2 separate regions of the Mus musculus genome follow, and region 2 is linked to region 1. Evidence: chromatin loops called from intact Hi-C (ENCODE). Cell type or tissue: gastrocnemius. All regions are shown on one strand. Each heading gives the region's core, and the rest is flanking DNA. Links, peaks and the distances in the headings are about the cores only.

Region 1 (10,506 bases), core at 980-8,979:
CACCCCAGTAAAGGCAACAGGATCTCTGGTTGTTTGAGGCTAGCCTGGTCTACATAGTGAGTTCCTGGCCAGTCAGTGCTACATAGTAAGATCCTGTCTCAAAACAGAAAGAAACAAAAAACAAAAAACAAACTTTGGGTGGAGAGATGGTTCAGGGTAGCATCGGCTGCTCTTCCACAGGACCTGGTTCATTTCCCAGCACCCCTATGGTGGCTCACAACTCTCTGTCACGTGGGATCCAGAGGATCTGATGGCCTGATGGCCTCTTCTGGCTTCCATGTGCACCAGGCATGCACGTGGTACAGAGATACACACATGCAAAACACCCATACATGTCAAAAAATAGCAAAATTAATTTTTAAACTGGGGCTGGAAATGCACCATTGGTAGAATGCTTGCCTACCATGTTCCTGGATTTGGTCCCCAGCGCTAAATAAAGGAGGTGTGGTAGCTCGTGTCTGTAAGCCTAGCACGGTGGAGGCAGATGCTGGAGGATGACCCCAAGCCGTCCTCAGCTACCCAAGGACTTCACAAAGCAAAAGACTGAACAAAAAAAAAAATTTTTTTTTAAATTAAATCTGGCTTTTGGTTAAAACCAGCCGGAAGCACTTATTTGGCTGCTCCATGATCAATGCTACCAAAGCTGGGGGGCAGCGGGGATGAGAGGCTTCGAGAACACCTGCTATAGCAAGGGCAAGACCCTGGGCTTGATCCTGCCACCAAAATATCAAGTTACACTTAAAAAGGATGACGCCCGGAGATGGAGTTCACAAAGGAGAGGAGTTGGGGAAGCAGCTCCTTAATGGGGCGTGGCAGACCGGTTCTAGCAAGTCATCCTGCTCCATCAAGGGCTGAAATATTAATACTCTGCACCAGGATTCCAGTGCTAGGGATGTGGTTTGCAAGATCACTTACTGAAGTGATAAGAAATGGACAGAAAGAAAACGTTAACTCCAGAGGTCTGTCCTAAAGAAAACCATAAGATAGTCAAACAATTGGAGTGTGGTCCAGTGAGTGTGTAGCATACATGGGACCCTGAGCCCTCATCAGCCTCAGCACAGAAGGAAAGAAGATGGGATGGGGCCGAGGATGGGAGAGGAAAAAGGAATAAAAGTTTTAAAGATTATATATACATATATGTATATTATACATCACTGTATCTATACATGTATTTATATACATATATGTATATACAAATATATATTTATACATACATATAAATATATTTAAATGTATACAGACACACATTTTATATATGTGTGTGTGTGTATATATACATATATATATGTGTATACTTGTGTGTATATATCCTGAATAGGAAAACATGCTAATAGCAGCTATCCTCCATTAGAGAGCCTCCACTTTTATTTCATTTGATTATTTTTGGAGGACAGGCCCTCATGCCGTAGTCCGGGATAACCATCAATTCATGGCAAAGCCCCTCAGCTTAGTTTCCAGAAGGCTGCGCCTGCGGAGGGAGCCACCGTGCTGCTTCAGTCTGAGGCTTATGGTTGTTGCTGTTTTATTTTGCCTTTTACTTAAAACTTTTCTGCAGTCTTTGTGACCCAAGTCTCGTCGCTTTGTGAGCCTGGTCTTTAAGTCTGAGCTCTCTCTCCAGCTCACTCCTAGCACTCAGGGTGGCAGCAGAGACCGGCATATTTCAGTGAGTTTGAGGGCTAGCCTGGTCTACAGAGTGAGACCCTGTCTAAACAACAACAATAGCAGCAGCAGCAAGAAGAACAAACTTTTTTCCCCCAAAATAAGAAAACTTCTTTTTTTTTTTAAATCTGAAAATCTACTATTTTTGTTTTGGGGGACATTCAAAAAGTGAATTCTGGCTTGGAATTCACTGTGGACCATGCAGGCCCTGAACTCAGAGATTCTCCTGTCTCTGCCTCCCAAATGCTAAGGATAAAGGTGTGAGATACCACACCCAGACCAGAAAGTCTAAAGTTGATTTCTTTTAGCAAATTTATTTATTTATTTATTTATTATTTATTTATTTATTTATTTATTTATATGAACACACCTTAGCTGTCTTCAGACACACCAGAAGAGGGCATCGGATGTGAGCCACCATGTGGGTGCTGGAACTCAGGACCTCTGGAAGAGCAGCCAGCCAGTGCTCTTAAGCCCTAAGCCATCTCTCCAGCCCCAAGTCTGAAGGTTTTAAACAAAGAGATTGATCTCTTTGTTCAGCAACATGTGTGGGGTGGTGTCAGTGCTCAGGAGACAAGCCTCCCAGACCACCCCAGACAGCAGTCACTCAGCTGCTCACACCAGACCACCCCAGACAGCAATCACTCAGCTGCTCACATGTTGGATGAGATGGATTTTATGTGCTGATATGGAAAGATTTCCAAGGTTCAAAGGTAATTTTTTTAAAGCACAAAATAGCATATATAGTATGCTAGCACATGTACAAGAGACATATGTGTGCTGGCTAGTTTAATGTGTCATCTTAGAGGTGGGAACCTCACTTGAGAAAATGCCTTCATAATATCAAATGGTAGGCAAGCCCGAAGAGCATTTTCTTAATTAGTGATGGGGGGTGGTGCAGCTCCTGGTTGGTAATGTCAGCCTTGGGCTGGTGGTCCTGCACTTTATAAGGAAGCAGGCTGAGCGAGCCTTGAGAAGCAAGCCAGTAGGCAGCATCCTCCATGTCCTCTGCATCAGCTCCTGCCTCCAGATTCCTGCCCTGTGTGAGTTCCTGTCCTGACTTCCCCCAGTGATGAACAGCCGAGGAAGCATGGACCAAACAAACTCTTTTCTCCTTATCTTGATTTTGGCCATTGTGTTTTATCACAGCAATAGTAACCCTAACCAAGACATATGCATGTACATATGTGCTTGACTGTAAGTGTATACAATGTATACATGTGTGCAGGAACTTGATTGTAAGTACATATGTTTTTGGAAGTGTCCAAAGAAACTGATAGTGGTGTTTTTTTCTAAAAGAAAGAGGCTAAGGAAGAAAAGTTCAGAGGAAGATTACTTTTCATTATAAAATTTCTATTATTTAGATTTTGTTACATCTTCCTATAAGACTTACTGAAAGATTAGATTAACAACTATAAAATGAGCTGTGCAGGGGTGGCACATGCCTTTAATCCCAGCACTCAGGAGGCAGAAACAAGTGAGTTCCATGCTGTAGCCTACAGAGTGATAGTCAGGACTACACAGAGAAACCTATCTTGGAAAAACAAACAAACAAACAAACAAACACCAAAATTACAAGATGAGCAAGGCATGCTGGTGCATGCCTATCACCCCAGTACTCAGGAGGCTGAGGCAGGAGGATTGCCATAAATTCTAGGCCAGCGTAAGATACATATCAAAGCTGTTTGAAAAATAAATACTAAAACCATTGTAAAAAGATAAAAGTTATGTAAAATATTTAGTGGGGCTGTGATTATAGCTCAGGGGTAGAAAGAGATCTTAGCAAGCATTGGACTCAATCTAGAATCTTCCAGAAGTATATGAACACATATCACTTATGATATAACTTTATAAATTACCTATACATATGCTGAGAATACATGGAATTCTGTGTGTAGGGGCCCATATCTTTAATCCTAGCACTTCAGGGGCTGCAGCAGAAGAATTGCTGAGTCTGAAGCCAGCCTGGGCTACAGAGGGAGACCCTGTCCTGGAGAAGGGTTTGGGGAGGCAGCAGGTGGCTCATGGGCAGACACGCACTGCCAAACATGAACACCTGAGTTTGAGCCTCCAAACCCACACAATAGATGAGACTGCTTCCTGCAAGTGGTTCTCGAATCTCCTGGGTGCCATGGTGCACAAACATGCCTACACACACATACACCCACAGAATAAATAAATCAAATGTAATTTAAACGTTTTTAAAGAGTTCAAAAATATCAAGAGCAACATCCCCCCCCCACAACCAACCAAAGAACAACAGAAACCAAACAGGAAATAACAATTATTTTCTTAGAATGGTGAAGTAAGATTGATTTTTGTATTTTCTATGTGCTTTTTGTCTTTAACTTTGCCAACAATTAAATGTATTAAGTTTATAATTATATTATTTCCTTTTTTTTTTTTTGAGACAGGGTTTCTCTGTGTAGTCCTGGCTGTCCTGGAACTCACTCTGTAGACCAGGCTGGCCTTGGACTCAGAAATCCACCTGTCTCTGCCTTTAAAGGCGTGCGCCACCACTGCCCGGCCCAATGTTATTTATTTATTTATTTATTTATTTATTTATTTTTAAACTCTACCTTAGTTCTCTAACTTTGATCCACATCCATGTTTCTTCCACCCAGTGGTCAGAAACAGAAACACAGCGTGTCTATCTCAGACCAATGACGTGCCTCTCTTCTCCGCCAATGATTCTCCACCATGCTGCCTGGATGCCTTCCAGCCAAAGGGGGCTAAATATAACTTTCCAGCCAGGCTGGCCCCTCCCACCTCCCCCCACCCCACCCCCACCCCCCCGGGAACACGGGAACCAACACACGCAAATCTACACACACTCTTTCAAAACATTCCCAGTGGTAGGATTCCAGAAAGCGCTGGATGAATAAGATGGCGGGCGCTCTCCAAATGCTGAAGCTGAGGCGTGCCTGGCTGGAAAGGAGTGCAGAGGGAAGATGGGCGGGGCTCTCAGGCCTGTGAGGAGGATAAAAGACACTCAAGACCTAAGGAATGGGTGCATTTACCATTCTTGTGATCAACCATGACAAATGTTATGACTTCATTACTTCATATTTCTTGTCTGGCCCCTCAACTCCAATTTCTAGCTCTTTTTTATTGTTTGGGTTTTTTGTTTTTTCATTTGATTTGTATGGAGCCCGGCAGCCCCATGGCCTCAAACATGGTCTTCCTGCCTCCACCTTAAGTGATGTAACCTAAGATTTTCCATCTGCTAACCATGGTGGCACATGCCTGTAACCTCAGCACTGGGCAGCTGAGGCAGGGGAATCACCAAGAGTTTGAGGTCAGTCTGAGCTACACATCATTTTTGTTTTGTTGGTATGTTGTGTGCTTTCGGTTGTCTTTTGCTTGGGATCAGGGCTTCACTGTGTAGTCCTGACTGGCCTGGAATTCACAGAGATTCACCTGTCTCTGCTCCCAGCGTGCTGAGATTAAAGGTGTCGTGTGTTAAAAAGGATCTTTCTTGGAAGGTAAGGAAATTAACACAGAGCTGGTAAACGCCATTTGTTTGCTTCGGACAGGACCTTGCTAGGTAGCCCAGGCTAGCCTGCGACTCACAGTCCTCATTCCTGCCTCTGGGCTTCCAAGTGCTGTAATCAGCACCACTGCAGCCACACCCTGCTAGAAGGATGCCTTCTGATGGTCCACTGCTGCCGCTGCCCCGGGTTCTCCCGAAGTTTCAAATCACCACCCAGATCTAGAATGTCCCCAAGGACAACACCCGTCCAAATCCCCCCGCACCAAGCACAGTCCCTGGAACTCAGCGACTCCCTGTGTTTGCTGAATAAACAGATATCGACTAGGAAGAGCTGGGTACAGGCCTAGAGGTTTGGATGCAGCCATTCATAAGAGGACAGAGTGTTTAGCACTTCCAAATTAGGCGTGTGCAGAGACAAGATGTATAAAAACCATTTTATTTACTTTTGTTGTATTCGTATGAGTGTCTCTTTACATGTATATATGTATGTGTGTGTGCCATCTGCATGCCCAGTGCCTGTGGAGATCAGAAAAAGGGTAGCCGATTCCCTGGACCCGGAGTTACAGACAGTTGTGAGTTCCTATGAGGCTTCTGGGGACTGAACCCAGGTCCTCTGGAAGAGCAGCCAGTGCTCTTAACCTCTGAGCCATCTCCTCAGCAATTCCTTCCCCACCTTCTGTTTGTTTGTTTGGTTTGGTTTTTGGTTCTGGGGGGACAAGGTTTCTCTATGTAGCCTTGGCTGGCCTCAAACTCAGAGATCCACCTGCGTGTACCTACCCTGTGCTGGGATTAAAGGTGTGCACCACCATGTGCCACCACGCCCTGGCTCCCTTACCTTCTTTTTCAGGCATGGTCTCCGTAGAGTCCAAGTTAGCCTCAGAGTTCCAATCCTCCTGCCTTAGCTTCCCGAGTGCTAGGATTCACAGGGCGTGAACCATAGTGCTCAGCTAACATTTTAGCTGTTAATCTGTTTATTTGGGGGCACACACCCACAATGCTACTCGAGAGGCTAAGGCAGGAAAGGGGCCTCGAGCTTGAATGTGAACCACCCTGAACTACACAGTGACTTATAGGCCAGCCAGGGCCACACAGCAAGATCCTGTCTCAATGAACCAGGGCTGGCTAGATGGCTCAGCAGATAGAGGTGTCCGCTGCCAAACCACCTGACTGCCCGAGTTCCATTCACAGACTCACTGGGTGGATGGAGAGAACTGAACTCCTGCACGTTGTCCTGGGACCTGCACTGGTGTTCTGTGATGTGTGTACCCCAACTCCACTAATTAATTAATTTATTTATGTAATTTTAATAACCTAGGTTGGGAGGTGACCCGGTAAGTAAGAGCACAGCTGTGCATGCGAGAGAAGCTGGATCGAAACCATGTAAAACCTGGGCACGGCTGTGTGTGCCTGTAACCTTAGTATTGGGAGGTAGGGACAGGTGGATCCCAGGGGAGCCCAGGCCACAATAGTAACTTCAGATTCAGTAAGAGACTGTCTCAAGGGAACAGGTGGCCAGCAACAGAAGAGGACTCAGACTTTCTCCTTTGGCCTCTGCATATAGGGATATGTGCATGCTCACTCTCTCACACACATGTGCACACATACATGCACACACTACATAGACTCCAACTCCCCAAGCAAAAGTTAAAAGCAGAGATGATATCATGTGCCCATTAGCATGGTGCAGTTTGTGCACGGTGTCTCATGTGATGGGCACAGTAATCCTAGGGGTTAAGTATTGTTATTCTCACTTTATAAAAGAGGAAACTGAGGTTTGGGGTGGCCTGGCAGCTCTCCCACCATCACACAGCTATGATATGGTGAGCACAGTTTCCATGCTCGGACATGGAACAGCAAACGCCAACCGTGCGTCAGCTCCTCCTCCTCCTTACAGCTTCACCTCTGCTTGTCGCATGGCCCTCCCCTCCCCGGGCTGCATTTCTCAAACTGTTTTCAAGTAGAACCAGCCTTTCACCACCCCCTTGTCTAGCCTGGACACCACTGCAGAAAGGGTCCTCCCCGAGTCTGTTCAAGGGGCCTCCTTCCCCCTCCTTCCCCTAGTAACTGTACACCAGCCAATGGCAAAGCTTGGAGCTGAGTGGTGACCTGCAGCATTAGCAATATCCCTGCAGAGTCTCCACACCTCAAGGATGCTCTCTCCCAGCCCTGAAAGCTCCACACTCCCTCTAGCCTTCTCTAGAGACTCTCCTCACAAAGTCCCACAGTCGGGCGCCATGCTGTCTTTGAACCCACTCTGCGTTCCCTTCATTAGTGTACTAATGAAGTGCACTGGCTCAGGAAGTTCCCAGAATCCCGTGATGGCTTTGCATCACATGTGCTGATTGATGTTAATGGGGAGCCAAGGGTAGGGATCTAGAGACCTACTTAGTTGTCGCCTTTGGTAGAACCCAAATCTTCAAGCACCAGGCCCTATTCTATGGTAACATCTTTGGGGGTTGTTGCCACGGTAACGCTTGAGTGACACTAGCCACAGTGAATACTGCCTCAGCTCTGCATCTTCCATGACACTTCCCTCAAAGCTAAAGAGACCCTTACTTTCCCTTCAGGACCCTTGAAGTCACGATGGTAGCAGGTGCCCGCGATCCCAACACTCAGGAGGCTGAGACAGGAGGATGGACAAAGTGCAGCCTGGAATTCATAGAGTTCCAGACTGCGCTGAGGCATATGGGAAGGTCTGTCTCAAAAACAAAACAGAGCAAAACTGGGCCAGAGAGATGGCCCAGTGGTTGAAAGTGCTGCTGGTATTATTAGTTCAGTTCCCAGGACCTACACGGGACAGAACACTGACTCCTGAAAGCTGTCCTCTGATGCTCACGTGTGTGCTGTGGCACATGCATGCCCACCACAGGTATCAGACAACAAAATACATAAGTGTCATGAAAAAAAAAACAATAACCCGGGCAGAGGTAGCGCATGCCTTTAATCCCAGCACTTGGGAAGCAGAGGCAGAGGGAGGGGCAGAGGGGCAGAGGGGCAGAGGGGCAGAGGGGCAGAGGCAGGTAGATTTCTGTGAGTTTAAGGCCAGCCTGGTCTACAGAGTGAGTTCCAGGACAGCCAGGGCTACACAGAGAAACCCTGTTTCAAAACACCCAAAAGCAGAATTCATTTATCTTTTGGGAGACCTGAGGAAAGAAGCTTTGGACAGCTGAAAAGGGGGGTGGGGGAAAGATTGACTTTGATTGATTTCTTGCTGTTCCCCTCCCCCACATCTGGCACGGATGCAGTGGTCCAGGCTGGAACAAAGATGAGCCCAGTGAAAACGTCAGACCGGATTCTAAGTGTAAAAGAGCAAACCAAGACAACAGCTCACACACACTGTGTCCCACCAGCCTTCTTCTGTGACAAGGACTGCTGACTTTGTCAAATCCCACTCCTTACACTTCAGAAAGAGATGAGGCCTACAGAGCTGTCTCTCCATCTTGCTGTTCTACCCTCTGCAAGCAGAATGCAGCCCAGCAACAGAAGGGCCTCTGAAGCCTAGAGCAACTAACTAACTGCAGGGCTTCGAGGAGAAGGGAGCACATCACAGGAGGGAGCAGAGGAGAGGGGAGCACGTCACAGGAGGGAGCAGAGGAGAGGGGAGCACATCACAGGAGGGAGCAGAGGAGAGGGGAGCACGTCACAGGAGGGAGCAGAGGAGAGGGGAGCACATCACAGGAGGGAGCAGAGGAGAGGGGAGCACGTCACAGGAGGGAGCAGGGCTGCTGGCTCTGGGGAGTTGTCCTCTCCTACTCAATCCCAGTGTGTCCTCCCTCATCTACCCAGACATTCCAAAGCGGCTTCTTCCACTCCTCAGTAGGCAGGTTCCCTCCCCCCCACCCCCACACACACACACAGAGCTGGAGTAGAAAACAGGGAGAGGTGAGAGGTAGTTGCCGTGACTCTACTGGAGTCTTCAAGGACCTCCCCAAAATACCGAGGCCATCCTTTGACTGAGTGAAGAACGGACTTCCAGAATGCAGGCAGCTCTAAGGATGTTGCCCGAGACAAAATGGCCCCTATAAGAACTTACATCTGGAGTAAGAGACTAACAGGAGGCCTTGGGCAAGGGAAGATTCAGACTGAGTTATAGCCCCACAAGGATTGGCAGAACAGATATGAGGAGATCAGCTATGGAGCTGAGACAGAAGCTGTGTTACCAGGGAGCCATGGGTTTCTTTTCACCCTCCCCCCTTCCCTGGTGTGTCACAGGCCAGGACCCATCCCACACCAGGATGACCCACAGAGCCTAAAAGGAGTCCGTCTCCATAGAGTGGATAAATCTGGAACAGAGACGTTAGCTTTAAAGTCCACCCGAGTGGATTGGCTTCCCATGGCTACTCTCTCCTGGTTTTCAGTCTTTATAACTTGAAGGGGCCTCAAGTTGCAAATTCTCCACTTAAAGCCAGCCAGCCAGGTTACTCAGAGAGAGGTGGGGTCCCTGGGGTTGATAGGGACTGTATTTTAACCTGGCCACACTGACCAAACAGCAAAGACCCTCGGGCAAAACAGAGATACTCTCTTGTGGCAAAGACACACACACTACAAAAACCACCCACCGAGTTCACTCTGTGAAACTAGGACAGGCTAGAGGTAGGAGCTTGGAGCTTCTCCTAGACACGATTACATTGCCTAACTCAGAAGGTGCAGGTGTCCCCTCTCTGGTTGCTTTATGCCAAGCACTGTGGACCAAGGCACTCAAGAATCATCCTGACCTTGACAACTGCCTTCATAGCTGCTCCTCCCATCTGATACTAACAACAACTTCTTGGCTCAATACCCCCAAAGTCCTACAGAACTGGACCTCAGATCCTCTTACCCTGAAAGTCCTTAACACCCTAAGAAAGGTGGAAGGAGCAAGACCGAGCGGCCCTTCAGACCATCACAATGGCCTGGAATGGAAATCTGGGGAGGTGGGGTGGCATAAAGGAAAACCATGTGGGTTTTGGAGTCACAGACTCAAGTTCAGTTCTGTAGACTAGCAGATCTACGGAGTCTCGGCATGACCTTGAGAAAGTCATTCAACTTCCTTGAACCTCAATCTCCTCGTCTGCAAAACGGAAGTATGAACACTGCTTACTGCAATCTTGAGACTTCAGTCCTAAGCACAGAACACCAAGTGCACAGAAAGCATTAATTCGCCTGACGATCTCCTTGGGAGAGGGCTGCCATGACGAGGTAGCACTCATACTACCTTGTATTGGATCTTCAAGACTAAGATGAATAAGCAAGTATGTACAAACTCAGGATTTGGGCACTTTGACTTGGGAGGGCTTAGGATCTGAAATCATCTTGATACTACACTCGGGATAGAAAGGCACACAGGCCCTTAGGATCCTAGAGGCTAACTCTCC
Region 2 (10,506 bases), core at 977-8,976, 68 kb after region 1:
TAGGTCCTGGAGGGTGAGGACCAGCCTGTCAGACCTTGGATTACGTCAGGGGAGGGGAGCTGGCTTGGCTGTCTCGCATCACCAGAGCGAAGAGGCACTCACCCTCTACTCCAGCTCTGCAAGCAGAAACTAAAAACCTTACACCACTCAGTGGAGGAAAAGCAAAGAATTGAGAAGTTTGCTTCTGATGCTCGGCACTCCCAGGCTAGTCAGTTCCTCTGCCGGCTAGGGAAAGGGCGACATCAGGTGACGTCAGTCTCCAAACACCTCTCATGATGTTTTTATTTATTTTTGAGACAGAGTCTTACTATATAGCTCTGGCTGTCCTGGAACTAACTAGATGTTGTTTGTTTGTTTGTTTGTTTGTTTGTTTTTAAAAAAGAATTATTTATGGGCTGGCGAGATGGCTCAGCAGATAAGAGCACTGACTGCTCTTCCATAGGTCCTGAGTTCAAATCCCACAACCACATGGTGACCCACCGGTAATGAGATCTAACGCCCTCTTCTGGAGTGTCTGAAGACAGATACAGTGTACTTACATATAATAAATAAATAAATCTTTTTTAAAAAAAAGAATTATTTACTTATTTATTATGAGTACACTGTAGCTGTCTTCAGACACACCAGAAGAGGGTGTCGGATCCCATCACAGATGGTCGTGAGCCTCCATGTGGTTACTGGGGATTGAACTCAGGGTCTTTGGAAGAGCAGTCAGTGCCCTTAACCACCAAGCCATCTCTCCAGCCCTAGAACTCACTATGTAGATAATGCTGGCCTCAAACTCATAGAGATGCACCTGCCCCTGCCTCCTGAGTGCTGGGTTGAAGGCGTGAGCCACTACATCGACTTCTGTACCGTGTGTGCACGGTCTCCAATTCAGCTGCAGTTAGTAAATTTCCTGTGTTAAGGTCAGTTAAGGTCTGGCCCCCTAAGCTGCTAAGGAGCTCATCCCTTTGTCATTTCTAGTTCTTGACGGCTCCTTCCACACAGGAGACAGTCCTCAACCAGTTCTTGTTAAGCATAGAAATAAAAAAGGCTGGAGAGATGGCTTGGCAGTTAAGAGCTCTGGCTGCTCTTCCAGAGAACCCTGGTTCAATTCCCAGTACCCACATGAGGGTTCACAACCGCCTGTAACTGTTGATCCCAGGGATCCAACACCGTCTTCTGGCCTCCTTGGGCAGCAGACATTTGGATGGTGCTGAGACATACACACAGACCAAACACTCACACATACAACAAGAATTGCAAATGGACGGAGCCCCATAATAAACCCGGGGACCCCTCCAGAAGGTTGATGCATAGATCATGCGCCCTAATGTGTCCTAGACGGGGCTGAAGGAGATATGCACTCTTCTTTTTTCCTTTCCTGCTCGCTTGTTTTTTTAGTTTTTCTGGTTGTCTGTCTGCACAGGAAACACAAAGCTTCGAGTCTGAGGCAGTTTGGGTGGTCACAGGAACACTGAGGCCTGTGTGAGCTTAAAAACGGGTCATGGCATAACCTTCCCTTCATCATTGTCACCTGTACTTTTGTCTGTGTTCTGCTCTTAGCCTGGCTCCTCCTCCTCCTCCTCCTCTTCCTCCTTATGTGCAGCTCAGGGCTCCCTTCAACATCCAGGATCAGGTCTTTCTGACCCTGGAACATCAGGTAACCTCGACAAGGTATCTAAAGATCACCAAGCTAGGTTGTCTTCTCAGATTCCCTGCCTTGCTTGCTGGGTAGGCTGCTGACCACATCCTCTCTCACCTTATTTATACACTTCCTCAACAGACACATCACACAGAAGTTGGACCCCCCCCAAACCTGTGCTGATCTCTCTCCCCTCTTCCTCTCGCCCTAAGGGTCCTGCACACACACACACACACACACACACACACACACACACACACACACACACACAAAAACACACACGCTCACACACACTCTTCAAACCATGCCCTTCTGTACGGAGGCACCAGCTCCTATTTCCTTCTGGAACTTCAGCACCCCCTTTTCCTATAGGTGACAGTGCCAGCCACCATGTTCTCAGGCCGGTGGTGGCCAAGTATCTGGGGAAATCTAGGGCTGAGTCTACAAAGCCCTTCTCAGGGACCCCAGCTCTGCGCCCTCTATCCGTTCACTTACACTGGGGCAGATGGCCGGCAGGTGTCTCTGGCTGAAGGTGACAGGTTCCTACTGCTTCGAAAGACCAACTCAGACTGGTGGCTGGCGAGGCGTCTGGGCGCACCCCCCAGCTCTCGGCCCATCTTTGTTCCAGCTGCATACATGACAGAGGAATCAATCTGCTGCCACAACCCAGCAGACACTACCTACAACAGCTCCCTCTGGACTCCTGGTAAGTAAGCTTTGAGCCTCCCCCCTCTTCACCTTTCCGACTCTCTGACTCTTCCCGCTTGAGCGCTGAGAGCACTACTCTGTCTTACCTTCTGCGGACTCCTTTGATAAGCCTAGTTCTCACCCAAGCCACTGTGGCGTCCCCTTTACACTCTTAGCTCTAGGGCCCGTGTCACTTCCCGGCAGCCTTGCCCTGCATTCCTAGACAATTCCCAAGGTCATATCTGTCCTCACCTGCCACTCCTTCACATCTCTCTTTCCAGGGACAAAGCTGTATCATGGCTCCCTGGAGGAGCTCTATCTGCCTCAGGAACCCCAGGTTGCTTCTGGGCAGCCTCTTCACCATCCCCACAAGATGTGCAAAAGTGTCAGCACGGGCAATGTGAAGGCCTGCTCCCTGAAATCCTTCAAGGAAGGGCCAGGAGAAAGGTCTCACTGGTGGATGACAGAAGTTGCTGTGGTGAGTTACAGAGCTTCCTGGAGCATAACTCAGAGCTTGGTCGGCCGCCTGCACTACAGCAGGGTGGGGCGGGATCTATGTGAAGTGGTGAACTGGACACAGCCTCCCTCCCTTAAGTACTGAAGGTAGGAGAGGGGGACACAGACAACACCCCTCCCTTAAAGATCAGAGAGGAGGGGAGAGGGGGACAGATGGACACAATGAGGAGAAGAGGCTGAGGTGCTCTGAGAAGATCTCGCAGGAGCAGGAAGAGTGGCCATAAGCAACGTAGGGGATGAGAAAGGACAGTCGAGTTACAGAGGCCCTGGAGGAACAGGGTATCCAGTACAGCCAAAGGAATGTCAGCAGACTGCTTTTCTCCAGTTCTAACTCCTAGCCCAGGGCAAGGTTTGTCCTAAAGTCCTGTCTTCAAGTCAGGACACTAGCAAGTTCCTTCTAACACTGAGTGCCTTGGTCAGCCCCTCCCCCACTCTGTTGTCAGTTGTATTTTGAGCCAGGGGTCTTAGTCCGCAGTAGGCCCAACTCGCCCCGCTTCCTTTTGTAGTTCAGACCGACCTCAAACTCCAGCAGCTGTCCTGCCTCAGCCTCCCAAACGCTGGGGTTGCTGGGATTACGAGCAAGCCCAGTGTACACTCTCTCTTTCACGGGTGTATAACAAGTCTTTCTCTTCCCTAGCTCTAGCGTAGTCTCTCACTTCTTGGTGTCTTCTTTTACTCTCGATGGTGTGAGGACAGGTCACTCTCTCCTCCCCCCCCCCAAAAAAAAAGCCTGTTCCCCTTTCCTGCAGCTCTGGGGCGGGGTTGCGTGGGGGAGGAGGGAAGTTGGCAACAGGAAGTGAGGAGAAGAGCAAAGACTGTGAGGGGAAGAATTTTTTAAAAAACAGCCAGGGACTGGGGTTTCTACCCATGTACCAGGGCCCCCCCCGGGCCCGGAGCTGACCGTGAGTAAATGGGAGAGAGATCGGGAGGGACAGGGGCAGAATAAGTTTTCTCCTCTTTCCCAGCTTCTCGCTCCTGGGGCAGGCAGGATCACATCCTGTCACAGCTCCCTGTGTACTGTAATCTGGCGGGCCTTCTCCGACGTCCAGGGTCCCTGGTCCGAAGCCCTTGCATCCCCTCGCATGCATTACAGGAGGCTGAATGGCTGCGAGCAGCTCCCAACAGAATTCTAAAGAGAAAGGCACTGAGTGTCTCTTTCTTCAGCTCTCAGACCATTGAGGCATGGACCCCAAGGAATTAGAATTACCCCAAGAGTCTTATGCTGGGGAATACAAGGTTGGGGTCCTGATCCCAGCCAGAAACGGAACTTGTCTCCCAGGAAGACGGTTCACAGTGTTCTGACACCTCTTCAGACCTTCCTGTGGCAGAGACGGAGCTGGGACAAAGATGAACAAGGACCATGCCTTTACCAGGACTGCCTAATTACAATTACCTTTTTTTTTTTTTTTGAGACAGGGTCTCCCTATGTAGCTCCTAGTTCTGGCTCCCCTGAAACTCACTATGAAGACCAGGCTGGCTTTGAACTCACTGAGATCTGTCTGTCTTTGCCTCCCAAGTGCTGAGATTGAAGGTGGGCATCACCATGCCTGGCTTTGTGATTACCGCTTGACTAAACCTATTCAAACCTGAACTGCATGTTAGAACCCTAAAAGCAGAATTGGGGATCATCGGATCTATTTATAAGACTGATCTGCTCTCACTGCGGCCACATTTTGTATGTATAGGTGTTTTGCCTGCATGTATGCTCCTATTAACACCTGCATGCAGTGCTCTCAGAGGCCAGAAGAGGGTGTCAGGCCTCCTGGAACTGGATTTACAGCAAACTTCAGCCCTAATGAGGATGTTGAAAACCCAGCCAGCACCCGCCCCTCCCCATCCCGCCCCGCCCCGCCCCGCCCCTCCAGAAGGTAGCCAGTGCTCTAAACCCACATATATCTTTCTTTGTCCTTTAGCATTGTCTCTTTGATTGATTACTGGGGACAATTAACAGAGCTTAGATTTCTAGAGCTGCCAGGACACAGACTTCGGCCCTAACAATGCCAGTAGCGCCTGGACCCCACCTGGGGATGGCGCTCGTGTGCGGCCCTCCCCTCCTGTTTCCCCTCCATCTTCTGTTCTCCGTTTCTCTCTGGGGCTCTCAGAAGGTCAGAAGAAAGAGGAATTTTGTGAGAAGTGTTAAGAACAGTGGAGGTAGCATCCAGATGTTGCTTTGTCTTCCCCTAAACTCAGAAACCGGGCTCCATGGAGCAGACAGAGACTTTGACTAGGGACAGCAGTGCCCTACAGCCTCAGGAATGGCTCGATCCACAGGTGAGAACCCTCCCACTTCTCAGTCACATGTTAAAAAGTTAAATTTATATTTTTAGATTTATTTATTATATGTAAGTACCTTATAGCTGTCTTCAGACACCCCAGAAGAGGGCATCAGATCTCTTTACAGATAGGTTGTGAGCCACCATGTAGTTGCTGGGATTTGAACTCAGGACCTTTGGAAGAGCAGTCAGTGCTCTTAACCGCTGAACCATCTCTCCAGCCCCCAAAGTTAACTTTTTATGACCTTTCCCCTATTCCTTCTACGGCCTGGGACCTCTAAACCGAAGGTTCTTCTTCCTGTTTCAATCTCCCACCCTCAGGGTTTACCAAGCCTCAGCCAAAGCGTCCCATGGCTTGCTCTCTCTGAACAGCCGGGAGCCTTGAGGCCCTGTTCAGCTCTGCCACAGCTCCTGGATGACCCCCACGTGGTGAGTACTTCCTGTCTTCGAATGCCAAGATCCTTTCTGCATAACCCTGCAACACCTGCTCCTCTGAAGCATTTTCTTTCTGGGTGTTTGCGCTTCTCTGGTCTCCCCCACCCCAAACTTTAACGGTCCCCACTTCTGGTAGATTCCTTAGAAACTCTGGCGGCTGTGGGTGGCACAGGGTGGCTTACAGACGGTACTCCATACCCTTCCCAGGAAGAAAGGTCAGGCCTGCTCAACATGACCAAGATTGCTCAAGGAGGGCGCAAACTCAGGTGAGAGCTCAGAATATGCCCGGGGTCTGGGCTGGTGGATTTCACAGGGTAGAAAGCCGTAATGGTGCGGGGAGCTCAGGCACTCCAGGTGAAATTCTAAAATGACCTTTTAACTACCTCTCCTCCTTCCTCTCCTCCCCCACAGGAAGAACTGGGGCCCTGCTTGGGTGGTGTTAACTGGTAGCAGCCTTGTGTTTTACCGAGAGCGGCCACCGCAGTCTGCATCCCTCCAAGGCTGGGTGAGTATCGGCCAGGGGGGTGCTGCAAGGGTTTGGGGTTACTGGTTTGCGCCTCAGGCCGACTGAGGCGGAGGCGGCGAGGAAGGAAATGGAGAGGAAGGTACAGGAAAGAGGAAGCAGCTCACCTCCCTGGAGAGGGAAGCGGTGAGGAAACAAAACTCTTTGCCTCAGTTTCTCTCATAATTGCCAGGCGCGGGCTGGGAGCCGGCCGGAGAGTAGCGTGGACCTGCGCGGGGCGGCCCTGGCCAGCGGGCGCCAGCTGTCCAGCCGCCGGAACGTCCTGCACGTGAGTGTCTTCCGCGCGTCCCCAAAGACAGGGTGACCCGAGGTCGCTCGTCCTCGCAGCGTTTTAGGCACTCCTAGCTAACACTCGCCTTTCCCCCGCCCGGCTCCCCTACCCTCCACTCCCAGATCCGCACGGTCCCGGGACATGAGTTCCTGCTGCAGTCGGACGAGGAGACCGAGCTGCGAGACTGGCACCGCGCGCTGCGGACTGTCATCGAGCGGCTGGTTAGAAGGGTGCAGACCCTGGAAGGCACCCGGGAGGCGAGACCCCGGAAGGGGGGACCCCCCGTGGGCCAAGAGAGCTAGGGAAGGGCTATGGGTATCGGACAAGGAAGTCTCCGATAGAGCCCTGCCTTTGACTCCTGCTGGAATGTGGGGCTCTGGCACCGAGGTGGGGGTGCAGATGTTCTCCTGTCCAACCTCCTACCCCGGCCGCCCGGGTCTAGGATCGGGAGAACCCCCTGGAGCTGCGTCTGTCGGGCTCCGGACCCGCCGAGCTGGCCGAGCTGAGCGCTGGTGAGGATGACGAATTGGAATCGGAACCGGTGTCCAAGTCCCTGATGCGGCTTGGCAGCCGCAGAACTTCCAGTACGAAGCGGACCGGAGCTGGCCGGGCTGGGGTGCAGGGAATGGGTCCTCCCCTCAGCTCACTGTCCTGGGTTTTGCAGGTCGGTGTGCAGAGGGCACTGACCAGAAGAACCGCGTGCGGAACAAGTTAAAGCGGCTAATCGCCAAGAGACCAACCTTGCAGAGCCTACAAGAGCGGGGTCTGTTCCGAGGTAGGGTGGGCTGGGCCCGCTGGGGCGCTGCTCTTCGTATCGGCTTTACTAGAGTCTTTATTTTGTGTAGATTTTGTTTTCGGATTTTATTATTGTAGAAACAGGCTTTCGGTATTTATATCAGGCTTTACTCAAAGTTAGGCAATCCTCCTGCCTCAGCCTGCTTAGTGTTGTAGGGATAACAGGTAAGAGGCACCATGCCTGGCCTGATAAGTCAGTTTTCAGATCTTTTATATCCCTGATCTTAGCATTAACTAAAACTCTAGTGAGGCTCAAAGTAGAATTTCCAGAGCTAGATTCCAGTCTGAGTCCGCCCCTGCCTCCCCCAACCCCCACTGCCCACCCTCATCCCCCGTTGTTTGCAGGTCAGAGGGAGGGCCTACTTGCTCCCAGGTAGCAGCCAACTCCCCACCTCACTCCCTTCCTCTGCAGACCAGGTTTTTGGCTGCCAGTTGGAGTCGCTGTGCCAACGGGAAGGGGACACCGTGCCCAGCTTTGTCCGGCTTTGTGTTGAGGCCGTGGATAAAAAAGGTTATTTTTCCGAAGACACCCCCCAACACCCGCGCCTCTGAAACCTCCCCTTCCCCATGCTCCAGTCCTTTGCCCCCATCCCTGCCTTCCTCCTGACCCCTCTCTCCCTCAGACCACTCCCATACATATTTTAGCGTTAGAGACCTCATCCTTGTCTCCTAGGTCTAGACGTGGATGGTATTTACCGGGTGAGTGGGAACCTGGCCGTGGTCCAGAAACTCCGCTTCCTGGTAGACAGAGGTGAGACAACTTGGGAGGAAGTCCACACCGCCTCCAACACCTCAGAACCCAGAGTGGTTCTGAGTGAGGGAGTTGGAACCGCATGCCTAAGCTACTGGTCTCTCCTGTATGTTGCAGAACGGGCAGTGACCTCTGATGGGAGATACATGTTCCCAGAACAGGCAGGACAAGGTACTTACATGGGAAGCTCAAAAAAAAAAAAACAGCTTTATACTCCAATTAATCCCCCATGTCCTTGACCCTACCCTTCATTTGTTGTCCTACTATGCTCTACTATGGACCATCCCCACATTCTTGTGACCTGGCTTTGATTGTATTTACCCAGAATTCCTAGCCTTTGAGTCAGGAATTCTCTGGCTCTCCTGAACCTTCAACTCGAGGAACCTCTTACCCCCCCCCGCCCCCCCTTCTAGAAGGCAAATTAGATTTAGACAGTGCCGAATGGGATGATATTCACGTGGTCACCGGAGCTTTGAAGCTTTTTTTCCGGGAGCTGCCACAGCCTCTGGTGCCTGCATTGTTGCTGCCTGACTTTCGTGATGCCCTTGGTAAGGGTTGAGGGCTTCAGATAACACCCCTGACGTGGGCGGGCATGTAGTAAAGAAGAGAACAGAGGGTCCCTTCTGACTTTACTGGGGATAGAAAATAATTTATATGGTAACCCTCTGAATTATTCTCGGAGGGTGGGGATATGTGTGTGAATGTTTGCTAAGAGTTGATGTTGGGCTTTGTGGAAGAGTGGAGGGCTTTGGTTCTGCAGCAAGGCAAGCTTACTGTGTGTAAGGCCCACAAGTACCAGACAAGTGATACCATCAGGGGACATGGGAAAGAGTGAATTTACACACCTGGTTGTAACCCTTTCCCCAAGTTCACTCCCTGTCCTTGCCTTTACCCTCCCCAGAACTTTCTGAGCCAGAGCAGTGCCTCTCCAAAATCCAGAAATTAATAGACTCGCTGCCGAGGCCCAACCATGACACTCTGAAGTACATCCTGGAGCATCTGTGCAGGTCAGGGGGACTCAGCAACCTTGTTCGTGCTGGTGAGGATGGAGTGGGTGTTCACTGGGGACCCTGACCAGGGAGGGTGGGGACAGGGAAGCACTGACTTGTGTCTGGGCCTTTGACTAGCTCAGCCAAATGAAGGAAATGAGCAGAAGGAGACAAGGAGGGCTCTGTGGGAGAAGTGAGAGGATGGTCTTCCTTCCCTGGCCTTAGTCTCCATGGGGCAGGGTAGCTCCCTTGGTTGAGCTGTACTTGGGCACATAGAGTGTGCTCCTCCCACAGTGCACAGAGGACACTAGGGGCTGTCCCTGCAGCTGAGAGTCAGGCACTTGGACCCCACTTGTGCCTCCAGACTGCATCCTGAATGTTCCTCCACTGGTCCATCTCTGTTCCCTGTTGGGTCTGTTCTTGCGTGTGGAAGGATTCCAGAGTGACTGCTGACCTGCTCAAACCTAATACTGCTGTACTGGTCTGTAGTGGGTAGTTATCACCTCTCTTCCTTCCCTTGGCTCTGCCCTCAGGGTGATAGCACACTCGGATAAGAACCGAATGACCGCCCACAACCTGGGAATTGTGTTTGGACCGACACTGTTTCGACCTGAGCAGGAGGCCTCTGACATGGCGGCCCACGTATTCTACCCCGGGCAGCTGGTCCAGTTGATGCTCAACAACTTTGCCAGCCTCTTCACTTGACCCAGGCGAGGAAGAGGAAGGCGCTTCCTGTGATTTGTCAGCTAGCCTTTGGAGAGGGCTGGCGGGTTTTCTGTTCTGAAGATACAATGTCCTCCCAAGGGACACCCTTCATTTCCCGCTCCAGTCTCACTTGAGCTCCTGGCTAAGAGGGGTTGCTGAAGGGGAAGGTATAGGAGCCCGCTTCTGCTCTCCCCAACATGACAGGTGATGCTTGTTCTCAGTATTCCTTTATTGTCAGGAAACTGTGTCATTATTAAAGTTTGTTCTTTCCTGGAACATACATAGACTAAATACAGCCCCCAGCCCAAACCTCCCATCCCTGGGCACCTCATGTAGCCATTTAGGAAATACCATCTGCTTGGGGTTCCTTACCCTTTTAGGCACTAGAGTTGAGGAATTGTGTCTCTCCAGGCAGAGACCCCAGCAAGACACTCATGTTACCCACTGCCATGTTGGGGGGCCCAGAGGGAGATGGGGTGTTTTTAGAGCTGTCCCCTTGCTCATGGGAAAGAGGAGGGCTCAGGCCCTGGGCCTCATCTAGGATAGCCACAAAGTCCAGCTGAGTGTTGTCCAGGTCAAGAGAGTCCAGAGCGTTACACACCTGCCCTTCAGGAGGAGGGTACAAGGCAGGGCCTGCTCCTAACCTGCCCACCTCAGGATGGCCACAGCTGGGGTTGGTATCCCCCACCTTGAGGGGCCCATAGCAAGGGGACAGCGGGGGCAGAAGTCGGGGTGGTGCTGCTGGCCTGTGGGAAGGCCTGTTTACTCCCACGGTGAAAGTTTCATGGCAGGGTGAAGGGGCAGGATAGGAGCCTGATTTGTGATTGGCCGAAGCAGGTGCAAAGCCAGATCCATATGCTGCCGCCGCTGCTGCTGGGGTCTTGGCAGGGCTCTGACTAACTTGGGAACCCCCCAGAAACTTGGGGCTCTGGTA

Evidence for each region. Peaks named below come from ENCODE experiments on the same cell type or tissue, not always from the same donor. Only the 100,000 strongest peaks of a DNase experiment are listed, where the experiment ranks them.
Region 2: a loop joins it to region 1, with 2.2 times the contacts of the local background. A loop is called at or near these places in 12 of 42 quality-filtered maps.

Annotation. Positions count from the first base shown.
Region 1 is chr10:127,251,688-127,262,193 of GRCm38, forward strand. All of the region lies in intron 1 of Kif5a (kinesin family member 5A), which reads right to left. Among named protein-coding and RNA genes, the nearest start is that of Kif5a, 6.4 kb to the right of the region's middle. In gastrocnemius, for the core only: a CTCF peak has its summit at 4,300 (motif pointing left); DNase peaks (open chromatin) are centred at 4,356 and 4,563.
Region 2 is chr10:127,320,099-127,330,604 of GRCm38, forward strand. It overlaps Arhgap9 (Rho GTPase activating protein 9), which reads left to right and starts at 1,866. Exons shown (of 16, transcript NM_001285785.2): 1 at 1,866-2,333; 2 at 2,596-2,792; 3 at 5,021-5,101; 4 at 5,425-5,532; 5 at 5,746-5,804; 6 at 5,950-6,043; 7 at 6,234-6,329; 8 at 6,455-6,553; 9 at 6,775-6,916; 10 at 6,997-7,107; 11 at 7,540-7,638; 12 at 7,801-7,878; 13 at 7,996-8,049; 14 at 8,292-8,426; 2 more. The coding sequence starts at 2,018. The coding sequence ends at 9,572. Gli1 (GLI-Kruppel family member GLI1) reads right to left here. Exons shown (of 13, transcript NM_010296.2): 13 at 9,784-10,506. The coding sequence ends at 9,949. In gastrocnemius, for the core only: a CTCF peak has its summit at 4,582 (motif pointing right); DNase peaks (open chromatin) are centred at 4,573, 6,368, 6,674, 7,566 and 1 more place; H3K4me3 peaks cover 2,652 bases; H3K27ac peaks cover 1,775 bases.